Regions from separate parts of the Mus musculus genome. Here region 1 is linked to region 2. Evidence: chromatin contacts called from ENCODE Hi-C or POLR2A ChIA-PET data. All regions are on one chromosome and are shown on one strand. The core of a region is the stretch at or near the end of the contact, and the rest is flanking DNA. Distances in the headings are between cores, read along the strand shown. Region 1 holds the start of Zfp429 (zinc finger protein 429). Region 2 holds the start of Zfp953 (zinc finger protein 953).

Region 1 (5,472 bases), core at 2,495-4,994, 39 kb after region 2:
GACACCCACTTTCCTACATACCTGGGTACACAGTGGCCGCTCCTTGTCTCTTCATATCCCAAGGCCCTTGTCTTTGCTCCAGAAATGTCACCAGGAATGGCTTAGAGACAGCAAGACCTGTTTGGAGAACAAGAGGTTAAGATTGCTTCAGTGTTCTTTTACTCTCTCTTTCAGTACAGTGTTTATAAGGAAAGACATGATACAATAAATAACTGCAGACAATTAGTTCCTTCAAGGGTTTCTGACATGGACAGTAAAATACAGAAAGGAATGTACAATATCCTGATTCTGAGTTTCTTTAGAGGGAAAACATGAAACTGAATAGAGAAACAATTTCATTAACAAATGTGGTCCACGCCTGATGCCGGTGCATTTCTAACAGTCCCACAAGAGCAAAGGAGGCATGCTTCCAACACAGACATTTCAAACACAGTGAGGAAAAACAATGACATGTTTCTTAGCTGTACAGCAACCTCCCTCATTTTTCTTCAAATGATGGGTATGAAACTCATTGTTGAAATACTTCCATGAGATATTGTACAAAGCGGGGAAGAGACATGTTGATGGTAGGGGTGAGATAGGAATTCTCTATAGATACAATGCTCACCCAGGAACACAAGGTGGCTGAAATTCTCCAGCATCACATTCCTGTACAGATCCCACTGAGCAGGCTCCAGGCATTCCCACTCTTCTGGAGAGAAATCAATGGCTACATCCCAGAAGGACAACATTTCCTGAAATAAAGACCAATGAATAATATCACAACTATAATTAATTAAAATCATCAATAAACTCACAGCAAACCTCTGGTTTTGACATGGACCTCTGGTCCTCATATTCAAACTGCTCCTGCTCCAGAAATATTCCCTGGCTAGTATGTGCAGAAATTGTAGACATACCTATTGGGTCAGATCACAAGATCATACATAGTCCTCTGGGCTTTGTTAAGTTTCAGTTTTCTGCAGAGCTCTCTCTGATGCAGCCAGAAGCGCTTTGAACAGTAAGAGCTACACACTCATGTGTAGGAGTGCTTTGAACAGTAAGAGCTACACACTCATGTGTAGGAGCGCTTTGAACAGTAAGAGCTACACACTCATGTGTAGGAGCGCTTTGAACAGTAAGAGCTACACACTCATGTGTAGGTCTAAGGAAAAGCAATCAGAATGCAGTGAGATCTTAGGATGCTCTAATAACATGGCATTAGTATGTTCCCCTCTAAGGTTTCAACCTAACAAGTCACCTGCGGCAGCTTCTAAGCATGATGTAACTTCTATTGATGAGGCTTTAAGTCCCATTGGACAGCTTCTGCATAGGTCAGATATTGAGTGGCACTGTGGCATCTTTACGGCTGGAATGACATACAGGACATTGCTGTGGCACACTGGTATAAGAGCTAAGCAGGGCTACTGATTTCTTCTCTCCCTTGGAACCTGGCAAAGCACCTTAAATCTGTATGGATAACTCGTCCCTGTTCAGATCTTCATGTCAGATCCAACTGCAATCCCGTGAGTCTTCTGTCTGAAGTGCAAGGTGATTGCACCCTTGGGAAGAGGGAATAGCTATTGTCACAAGAGTTTATAGGACAACAAAATTATATTTTCTTTAAAGATTGACTGCGCAGAAAATAGTCTTTTGTCTAATGAGCAGCATTCAGCAGCAATAAAGAGGCCAGAACATCTCCAAAATTAACCGGCATAATGAAGCACTTTGGTGAATAGGAGTTTCTCAAGGGAAAAATAAATTGAAAGGTCTTGAAACCTTCTGTACAGCTAGTAGAGAAAGATCCTGTCTTTACGAGTATGAAAAAGCAGATTACACTTTTTTTAATGTTTGCATCACCAAGGCCACGGGAAAACCAGCAATGTGGAGAATGGCAGGAGCCCAGAGCAGAGCAAAGACCAAAACAACTCTCTGTGAGAGAATCAGAGCATGCTCACAATGGAGAATTAACTGCGGGGCTCACTCCCTATGTTGGCCAGCACTGGCTTCCTCCATTCTGCATGGGCAAGTGTCTGCTGTCTTGAGTACAATCTCCTGTGAGACCCTGGGGGTGGAGGTCCGGGGACCTGTAAACAGGATACCGTTTTGTGGGGATTATAGCCAGTACAATTAACAGCAAACATTGCAGGGGAATCAGAGACTTGCAAAATTCACTTTCAATGGGAAAGAAATGCAAATAATGTCTGACCTGAGGCAGGAACAGTTCCACCCATTAACAATTACTACCTATCCTTCCAATAACTGGGAGCTCGATGGTTACATTCCACTCAATGGAAGCCCATCCTAGAGGAAGTCTAGAGCAACAGAAAGGACAGCGCAGATGTTTTAAGAACTCTTGCATCTCCTGTCAGTGACAATCAGAGATAAATTTTCAGAGAGTCGGGCAGATCTAAAGATTAACAGGACATTGATGGGAAGTAAACATGAGAGAGAGGCAAAGAGAACGATGGATTCCTGATCAGGTTCCAAACAATACAGACTCCCCATTCCCTACCAGCCTGTCTATACTACACAGTGCTTAAAATACATACAACACAGATCATGAAGCAGCAACTCCTAGGTTGTGCCAAGTGTCAAAGAGTCTCTGAGTGTGGAGTGAGGATTAAAGACAGGAGAGGCCGAAAAAAGATGCAGAGCCAAGAAATAGACTTGGGAGGACTGCTGGTCAATACCACAGCAGCCTCAAGTTTATTATTCACCGCCCTTTTATACCTCATATTACCATGGGCAGCAAAGCTACAAGATAACAGAAACACTGGCAGAAATATACACAATGTTCATAAACTTCTTCAACAAGTCCAAGCCCTGATAATGTCATGTTGACCGGAACCATTGTGGGCCAAGCGGACATTATCTCTTTTTTTAAAACTCTCAACTGTAAAGTAGGGATGGAGGTCCTTTCAAAAGTTTAGAAAATACAGCCCTCAAGGTGAAACATGATGTGAGCTCGTCTCGATCCCACTCTGCCTTGTAGACATTCCTGCCAGTGTATCCACTCCATGCGTTTCTTCAACCCTAGTCCAAGATTTTCAGTGCATTCAGGCAGATCTGTTGGCAGTGTCCCAGAATTCCCCTAAACGACACCTGTAGTACCTCGGATTTTTCCTCTCTTAATTCTTTACTGGCAGAGAAAAGTGAACACAGTCAGACCTCAAGGCCATTGCTATAAGCTGGCTACAGAGTACACGGGGACCAGAAACCCTTTTACTCTAAAGACACAAAGGACTCTGGCAGCATCCAGGTGAGATGGGGGCAGCCAGGAATGCGCGTTTCCAGCAATGCAGGTCTGTGGGCTCTGGCACTCTCTCAGGAGCAGGTAGTCAGCTCATCACCATTAGTTTGCAATCTAGTCCCCCACTACCAAGCTGCTCCAGTGTACCAGAGAACCAAGGCAGACTCGGGCTGCTCTCGGTGTTCTAAAGGAAACCTTCACTCAGGACACAATCCCAAAAGGCCAGTCCCCTCACTCCAAAACTGCAGCCTCAGCGGTCCCAGCCAGTTCAGCACAGCAAGTCCTGGCAGCTGCTTCCGCCCTCCCACCCAGCCCAGAAGCGCTCCCTCCAAGACAGAGCCCTGCTCTGGCACCCACCCCAGTCTATGCTGCTTCCTTGAACCAACCTCCCTGACACAGACCCCGCACAGAGCCCCAAGCAACGCTGCTGACTGGACCAACCTTCTTGTCAGAGACAACTGGAATAGATAGCCGCATAGGATTTCCGCCCAACTTTGAGGAAGAGGCACAAGTACAAACCTGAAGTCAGAAGGGGATTTCCTGGAAGGCTCCCAGTGGTCACAGCGGTGCGGACTACATCTCCCAGAAGTCTGTGCGAAGGAAATCCCAGAACCCAGGGTGGGTGACTTCTACTGTTTGGAGAGGTACGTGGATGGTAACACAAAGTAGAAGGTTGAAGGAGGAAGCCTTTTCTGCAGAAAAGCTATGGGTAATGCGACCCCATTTGGTTTCGGACCCCAGAACCACATCGGAGATGTACGGATATGAGTCGAGCCTTTGACAGAAACATATGGCTTACAAGTCATTTCTAGTTGTAAGTTTAATATTACTACTTCTTGAAAAAAACAAAAAAACAAAAAACGTTGACTTAGTAGTTCGTTAAAATAACAAAGCAATACACTAACCTACGTGGGAAGGAAACGTAACTTTATAAAAGGATGTTTGAAACCAACCTTGGTGTGCCTGACTATGCTCCTAGCTCCTCAGTAACTTTTGACAAATGGACTTGCGGTACAAAGCTGGCTTGGTTTCTGCCCCAACAAACTTGTATACTGTTGTTTGTGTTTCTACTTTTCGAATATATAGAAATAATTCCTCCAGGGCATTGCTAATATTACATATACAGGAACACATGCTGTTTGAGCAGGCCAAGGAGGTTGACTCTGAAGATAAAATTTGACATTCCCAAGCCACACCCAAGCAAGTGTCTATCTAACATTCCTCTAAATCTCTTGTCCCGAGTTAATGCCCCAGACTCTCAGACATTGGAAAGGAGATCAACAAGCAGCCCAAGGAGGCATTGATTAAAACCAGCTAACAGGCTACCTATGTCCAACAGAGACTACTACTGTTGATCTGTTGGTAGAAAGGTGTCTGTAATAAAAGCAGGTCACACATCCAGTCATTTCTCCAACTTGTTGTATGTAGTTGAGACATAAATGCAAAGGCTTTGAGTTGTACTGTAGAAACAAGAGTATACAGAGCACAAACATTTTAAATTGGTATCCACCCTCACCTGCAACTAGGATTTCTTTCTGAGAGCCCTCAGAAATCAGTGTACATGGGACTGCTCACAAAACAGCCAGGGGATCACATGGAGTCAATGCCTTGGCCATTCCTTAGATCCTGTGAACTAAAGGCAGGTACTAAAACATCAGCTGCAGTGGAGTCTACTCCACTGTGGAACACAGACCCAAAGTAGCCTCTAAGAGTACAGAAGCATAGACTATGGGTGCTGAAATAAACACTGGAACCTTACAGATTAATTCCCATAATGACCTCAACCGAATGGAACCAGTCTCTGCACTCTCACTACTAATTCAATCCTGTGGTTATACTCAGAGAACCTGATAATTTGCTGTATGTAGGTGTATTTGTGCCCCCATGTTTATTGCTCTTTATTCCCAACAGTAAACAACCAGAATCAACATAGATATCCATGAAAATATTAATGGAAAACAATTTGGTAAATATAAATATTTATTACAGAGAGAGAGAGAGAGAGAGAGAGAGATGCTCTTTGGATCTAAGATACTGTAATCACAAATTTTACTAAGAAATGGACTGACATAGTATGTATGATATTGATATTACTTAGTTTTATAAAGGTAAACACTGCATGTTCTTCTAGGTGTTTAATCTAGACAGTACTATATGTATATATGTGAAGAAATTTTCATGTGGGTACAGTATATTGCAGGCATAATGTTATTGTACGCTGTGTAAAGATTATCCTTGTA
Region 2 (5,758 bases), core at 2,558-5,057:
ACCTCAAGACCCAGGGCATATACCCAATAGATCTTCCTGCACACCACAAGGACCCTTGCTCAACTGTGTTCATAGCAGCTTTATTCACAACAGGCAGAAACTGCAAACAATCAGATATACCACAATGGACGAATGGAATACTACTCGGCTATTAAAAACGAGGACATCATGAAATTTGCAAGCAAATGGATGGAACTACAAAACATTATCCTGAATGAGGTAACCAAGACCCTAAAGGACATGCATGGTATGTACTCACTTATAAGTGAGTATTAGCCATAAAGTACAGGATAACTAAGCTATATTCCAGAGACCTAAAGAAGCTAAATAACAAGGAGGGCCTAAGGGAGGATGCTCGGATCTCACTCAGAAGGGGAAATAAAAGTCATCGGGAGTGGATGGAGGGGAGGAGGTGGGTGGGGAAGGGGATAGGCAGGGGTATGGGTAATGGGGATCAGGTGGAGAGAGAGCCTGGGAGAGAGGGCCAGTAGAGTGAATGGAATTCGATGGTGGGCAGGGGAAGGGGGATCTTTGGGACAAGTCTGAGACCAGGGATGCAAGAGGCTTCAAGGAGTCTATGAGGGTTACTCTAGCTGAGTTTCTAGCAGTGGGGAATATGGAGCCTAATGTGGCTTCCTACTGTAGTCAGGCAGGACCCCCATTGGAGAGATAAGGACACAGATCCAAGGAGAAAAACTGACCCCAAATTCATCCTACCTACAGGAAGTGCAAGGAAAAAGATGGAGCAGAGACTGAGGGAGTGGCCAACCCTTGATTAATCCAACTTGAGACCCTTCCCACAGACAAGAACCAATGACTAACACAATTAATAGTACTCTGTTAGTATTGCAGGCAGGGGTTTCCGTTAAATGTCCTCTGAGAGGATCAACCAAGCATCTGACTGAAACAGATGCAGTGACCTACAACCAAATTATTAGAAGGGGCTTGGGGAGTCTCATAGAAGAGTTAGTGGAAGTATTGTAGGACAAGGAAAGGATATGGGCTCAACAAAAGACCAACATAGTCAGTCTGTTTAAATCACTGAGTCCTTCATTCGTATCATCAGTCAGAGTAGATTCGGATGAAATGAAAAGAGCCTGCAAGGAGAAGGGAGGCACTGCACAGCATAGGAGACTGGACTCCTCCCTGAGGAAGAGGAAGGATGCCCACCTTGACAGTTTACTGCCTGGATGGTAGCAGTTTCAGATGCGAAGGACAGTGGTAGATAAGCTGTCATATTCTATCTGTAGAACAGCAGTAGTGCTGTTCTCAAAAGATTCATGTGAATTCAGCAGAAGTCACCACGAGGTCATGTCAGAAAATAATCGTGAAGAGTATGCAAACAAAACTACCATTCCCTGCAAATACAGAGGAATACTCAAGCCAGGCAAAGAGGGGAATCCTTTCCCACACAGTCAGTGGAAACAAGTTTCTAATCCCCAAACACTAGTCATTAACAGAAGGATGCTAGTGGAATTTGGATTTAAGATTTCAAATATATCTGATACAACTTCTTAAAGCACATTTGTAAGTTGTCATAATTAGAAGAAGTGAATTGGATGGATTTCTGTCAGGTCACTGGTGCTCAGAACTGAGACCAACCAGAAGAAGTAATTACCACATTAAAAAAAAAACCCTACGTTTTAATATTCTTTTTAAACCACGTGTCTCAAATAGCCTAGGCTCACAATGAATTGACTATGAAGGAGAGGGTGATTTTGAACCCCAGGATTCCTGACTCCTCCTCAAAAAGCAGAGCTGTCAGAAATGAGTTACAGACTAGGCTTAAGTTCACTTATCTGCCATAGAGCTGTTTAATTTAAAATATATATGAATATTTGGTACCTGGAAGTTATATATAGCATGCGGCTGTACCCTCTCTACATTGTAAGGAACATGTTTTGATGTACAAGGCAGCACAAGATTCCAACTTCATATACTCATAATTTTCCTACAGTTTAGCAACATTTATTAGGAAATATCTATTACTCTAGATATGGCAAGAAACTCATTGAAAATCCCATTAGTAGAACAAGGTTGTCTGAAGCCCATGCTTTCTGGGAGTAGACTTCAATGCCATAAGCCAGGCTCCGGCTCACTAACACTCAATTGGACTGAGGAGTGACAATATAAGCAAGATCACTGAAAATAGTGATAGGAGCTGTGGAGGAGAAACCCTGCAAAACACACACACACACACACACACACACACACACACACACACACACACAAAAACCTGTGTGTACTCTGTGAATGCAAAACTCTTACAAGGAGTCTTTGTGTGCAGACACTGGTGGCCCATGTGGAAGTTCACGGAGGGGCAGAGCCTGGAATTCTGCAGGTTCAGGGTTAGCTGTCTTACCTTGGGTTGGTTTTCTCTTCAGGGACAGTCATTACCTCACTCTATAGTGGACCACACAGCTTGTGACAATAGATAAAAAACCTCTCAGAATCCACTGACAAGGCAGAACATGAAATTCTATCAGTCCAAAAGCTAAAACCTCATCAGATGGTATCTTAGGTAAATAGAATATCTCCGATGACTCTATGAGACACACACCAATGTATTTTAAATTTTCCTTGGTTAATGACATTCTCTGTTCTGTAAAACCATGAAACTGCCTTGTGTTGAAGCACAGAATTTGGATTAACCTAAGTCTGTATTCTCAGATAATGGCCACTCAAAAGGCTGACTAAACTGTCTCTTAACCCTTTAAGAGGAGAACTGCATTTTGCATGGACAGGAACCTATGTGAAAATTATAAGACCCCAAGTGTGCCAGAGCTTTCTGAATTTTTCTTACAACCACAGGAAAACATGAGGAAATCATTCTAGAAATGTCCAGTGAGCAGCAGTAAAGCTGGGTGCCAGATACAGGGACAGAGTGCATTTAAGAGAATTTAGATATTTCTGATAATGTGAACAGACAGAAGAAAATCATGTGACCAGAGGAGGGCCATCTCCTTTCTCTTTCAGAGACATTCCAGTCCCTTCCAGAGATCATGAGTTCCATTTCTCTCATCTCACCAAGTCATCTCTCATATCTGAGAAGGAGTCCAAATTTTGGACAGAACACATACTAAGAATTGTTGAGTATTATTGTCTAGTGTTTTTTTTTTTTAGCAGAAGGGCAAAATTCATAATTATTTGGATTGTGCAAACACTGGTTCATATCAATTACAGGACTACTCTGTGGCTATACAGCCATGTATTGTGGTGATTCAGGTACAGGATTATACATCCTGAGTTCTTATTCAACCCGAGGCATCCATAAATCTAACACTTTATTCCAAAGGAAAAGGAACTAACATTCCACACAACAATCACCCTCACGGGACTCTTTGTCCCTGGCACTAGGAACTTTAGGAAGATTTGTGAAGTCAAACTCCAGTACTAGATAGAACACAGAGTATAGGAGGCGCTAGATGTCCAAGTGTTCTAAATCTCCTGAGAATCTGACTACAGCCACGTGAGAACGGGTCAGCTAGGCAGAGCATATTTCCCCAGTAAAGATGAGTGCGCTCCTTTCAGCATCTCAGAAATAAGCAGTCAGCAGACCCAGCCTGCCCTTGCCATCCTGTTGTTTCCAACTTTCTTCCCTAGCCTAGGTCAGCACAACATCTCCAGGTCAGCAGCTTGCCCTGTCTCATAACAAGCCCAGATAAGCTCCTTCCGTGCCCGATACGCCACCCTGCACAGTCCCTCAGATCTGCAAGGTTGCGGTGTTCCCTGCACCAACCTCCATGTCAGAGATCCAAACGAAGGTTTCAACAGGACAGACGCCTAACTCTGGGGAGAAGTTAAGTTTGAAAATCAAATGCGGAAGTTTGATAGCAACGGCCAGCCTTCTGATGACGTCACAGGCATCCGGACTACATTTCCCACAAATCAGTGCGAAGAACTTCCATGAACCCACAGAACTGGGTTGTTCACCTGCTGGTATCCTGACTGTGATTCCTTGAAGTTGGGAAGAAACAGTCTTCTGCACTTGGGCAGTCACAGGGCATTTGGATTCATTTAAAGTTCTGTGGTCCCAGCACGCAATGTTAGCCTGTGAGTCGACCCTTTCACAGTGATGTTTATCAGGTTTCTTAGTTATTTCTGCTAGAACACCGTGATTTTAAACTATCTTACTACCACATGGAAAACTCGCACTTTCATGACTTGCTTTACTTAAAAATATGGAAGCAAGAGCTAATTTAAGGTGCTCTTGAAACCATCCTTGGTGACCCTGCCTGCTACGCAGCATATCAGGTGCTTAAGACAAAAGACTTAGAATTCAAAGCCAGCAACCATCAGGTATTTTCTGAGCACTTGCTTTCCTCTGCATCTCTCCCAAGAGGAGGAGCAGAGCTCCTGGGATCGCAGTGGTGTATGTCCTAACTCTTGGTCCATTTTGTATTATAGGATTTCTGCCTGTGTTAGGTTTGATGTTCCGTATTGAATTCTCCGTCTCTCATGTGAGCCTGTCATCGTTCATATTTGGCAATATTTGAACATCAGTGGTATCCGCCTTGAACTTCCGTTATTTCTCCGAAGCAGAACACCGAGATAATTCCTTCTTGAATACAAAGGTATCAGAAATATGTTCATAGCATTGCCAAATGAGGTCGGTATATTAAAGAAGTTACACTGGAAACATACAATATTGAGAATTCCCATCTCTTCTTGGGAAGGTTTATTCCTGTGAAGTTCAAGCTTGAGTCAAAGTTACAAACCCCATTGCAGAAAAGGCTTCATACTTCCCTGATATATTATGATTCAAAAGGAAGCTGTTTCAGAGCAAAGACTGTGCAGAGTCCCTATTGAGTTCTTTGTCAGGGAGTGTGTTTACCTATGGATGCAGAACACCTTCCTCGATTTAGAGAAACTAGAGTCAAGAAGCAGTACATTCACCTGGACACTTGATTGGCATGTCTGTTTAGAATGAGGTCATGAGTGGTCTGTCCTCCTCCTGAATATTGCAGTGGAAGGCATTGTCAGCAACCACAAGGACAGAATTTCTGAGCATAGCAAGTTTTCTAATATGTGTATGTGTTGAGGTTCGGTGTGTTGCTATGTTTTGTTATGCTAAATTCTCTACTCAAAGGTCTAGACTCTCTACTGACTTCTCACATTTACAAGGTTCTGTTGTGTAAACCTTGTTCCTTGATTTAAAACTACTGGATAAATCAAATTGGCTACAGCCAATTACTGGAGGGATTTGAGGCAGGTGAGTTTTGAGTTAGCTGGTAGGAGGTGGAGAAGAGAGAGAAGGAAGAGACACCAGGACAAGGAGGAGGAATGGGAAAAAAAGGACGAAGCTGCCCTGGAGCAGACGGACCATGAGCATGTGGCCAGGAGAAACTGCAACTTCCACTGGGAAGGCAGCCAGGACAGCAGTTAGAAGAGTAGATTAAGGGTTGCAGCTCAGTAATTGTCAAAGCCAAATGAAATAACCCTAATCCGAATTGAGTTTATTTGTAAGGCGTAACCTTAAATTGGTTATATTACACATGTATATGTGTACATCTATGTTTGTGTCTGCTACATGCACACCTACCTTAGAGGGTCGTCATTCACGTGAGATGTGCCCATCCTTGAAGTTGCAGCATCCATTTACAAGTCTTCTGCAGTCTCCATTTCTTTGCATTGTAATTGTGTGATTCAATAGGAGGAGGAGCTACCATAGTGTAGTCACAACCTGAACATGTGATCAAAGAAGAGCCTAATTCAGCAGAATATTAGGGACCCAGGCATACTTATCAAAACATCTAAT

Evidence for each region. A loop is a pair of places that touch in the nucleus more often than their neighbours do. ChIA-PET counts read pairs that join two places held with the same protein, here RNA polymerase II (POLR2A).
Region 1: a loop to region 2 is called in a map of heart, with 9 times the contacts of the local background. The contact joins the promoter of Zfp429 here to the promoter of Zfp953 in region 2. A Hi-C loop is called at or near these places in 8 of 37 maps with a recorded cell type or tissue (ES-E14, Patski, gastrocnemius and 2 more). POLR2A ChIA-PET finds 5 or more read pairs at or near these places in 3 of 5 experiments (all embryonic stem cell).

The regions. Positions count from the first base shown.
Region 1 is chr13:67,396,023-67,401,494 of GRCm38, forward strand. It overlaps Zfp429 (zinc finger protein 429), which reads right to left and starts at 3,745. Exons shown (of 4, transcript NM_001080941.1): 1 at 3,674-3,745; 2 at 608-734; 3 at 22-117. The coding sequence starts at 3,709.
Region 2 is chr13:67,356,765-67,362,522 of GRCm38, forward strand. It overlaps Zfp953 (zinc finger protein 953), which reads right to left and starts at 3,808. Exons shown (of 4, transcript NM_001038651.3): 1 at 3,740-3,808. The coding sequence starts at 3,745. It overlaps Gm17039 (predicted gene 17039), which reads left to right and starts at 3,901. Exons shown (of 2, transcript NR_167764.1): 1 at 3,901-4,299; 2 at 4,408-5,758.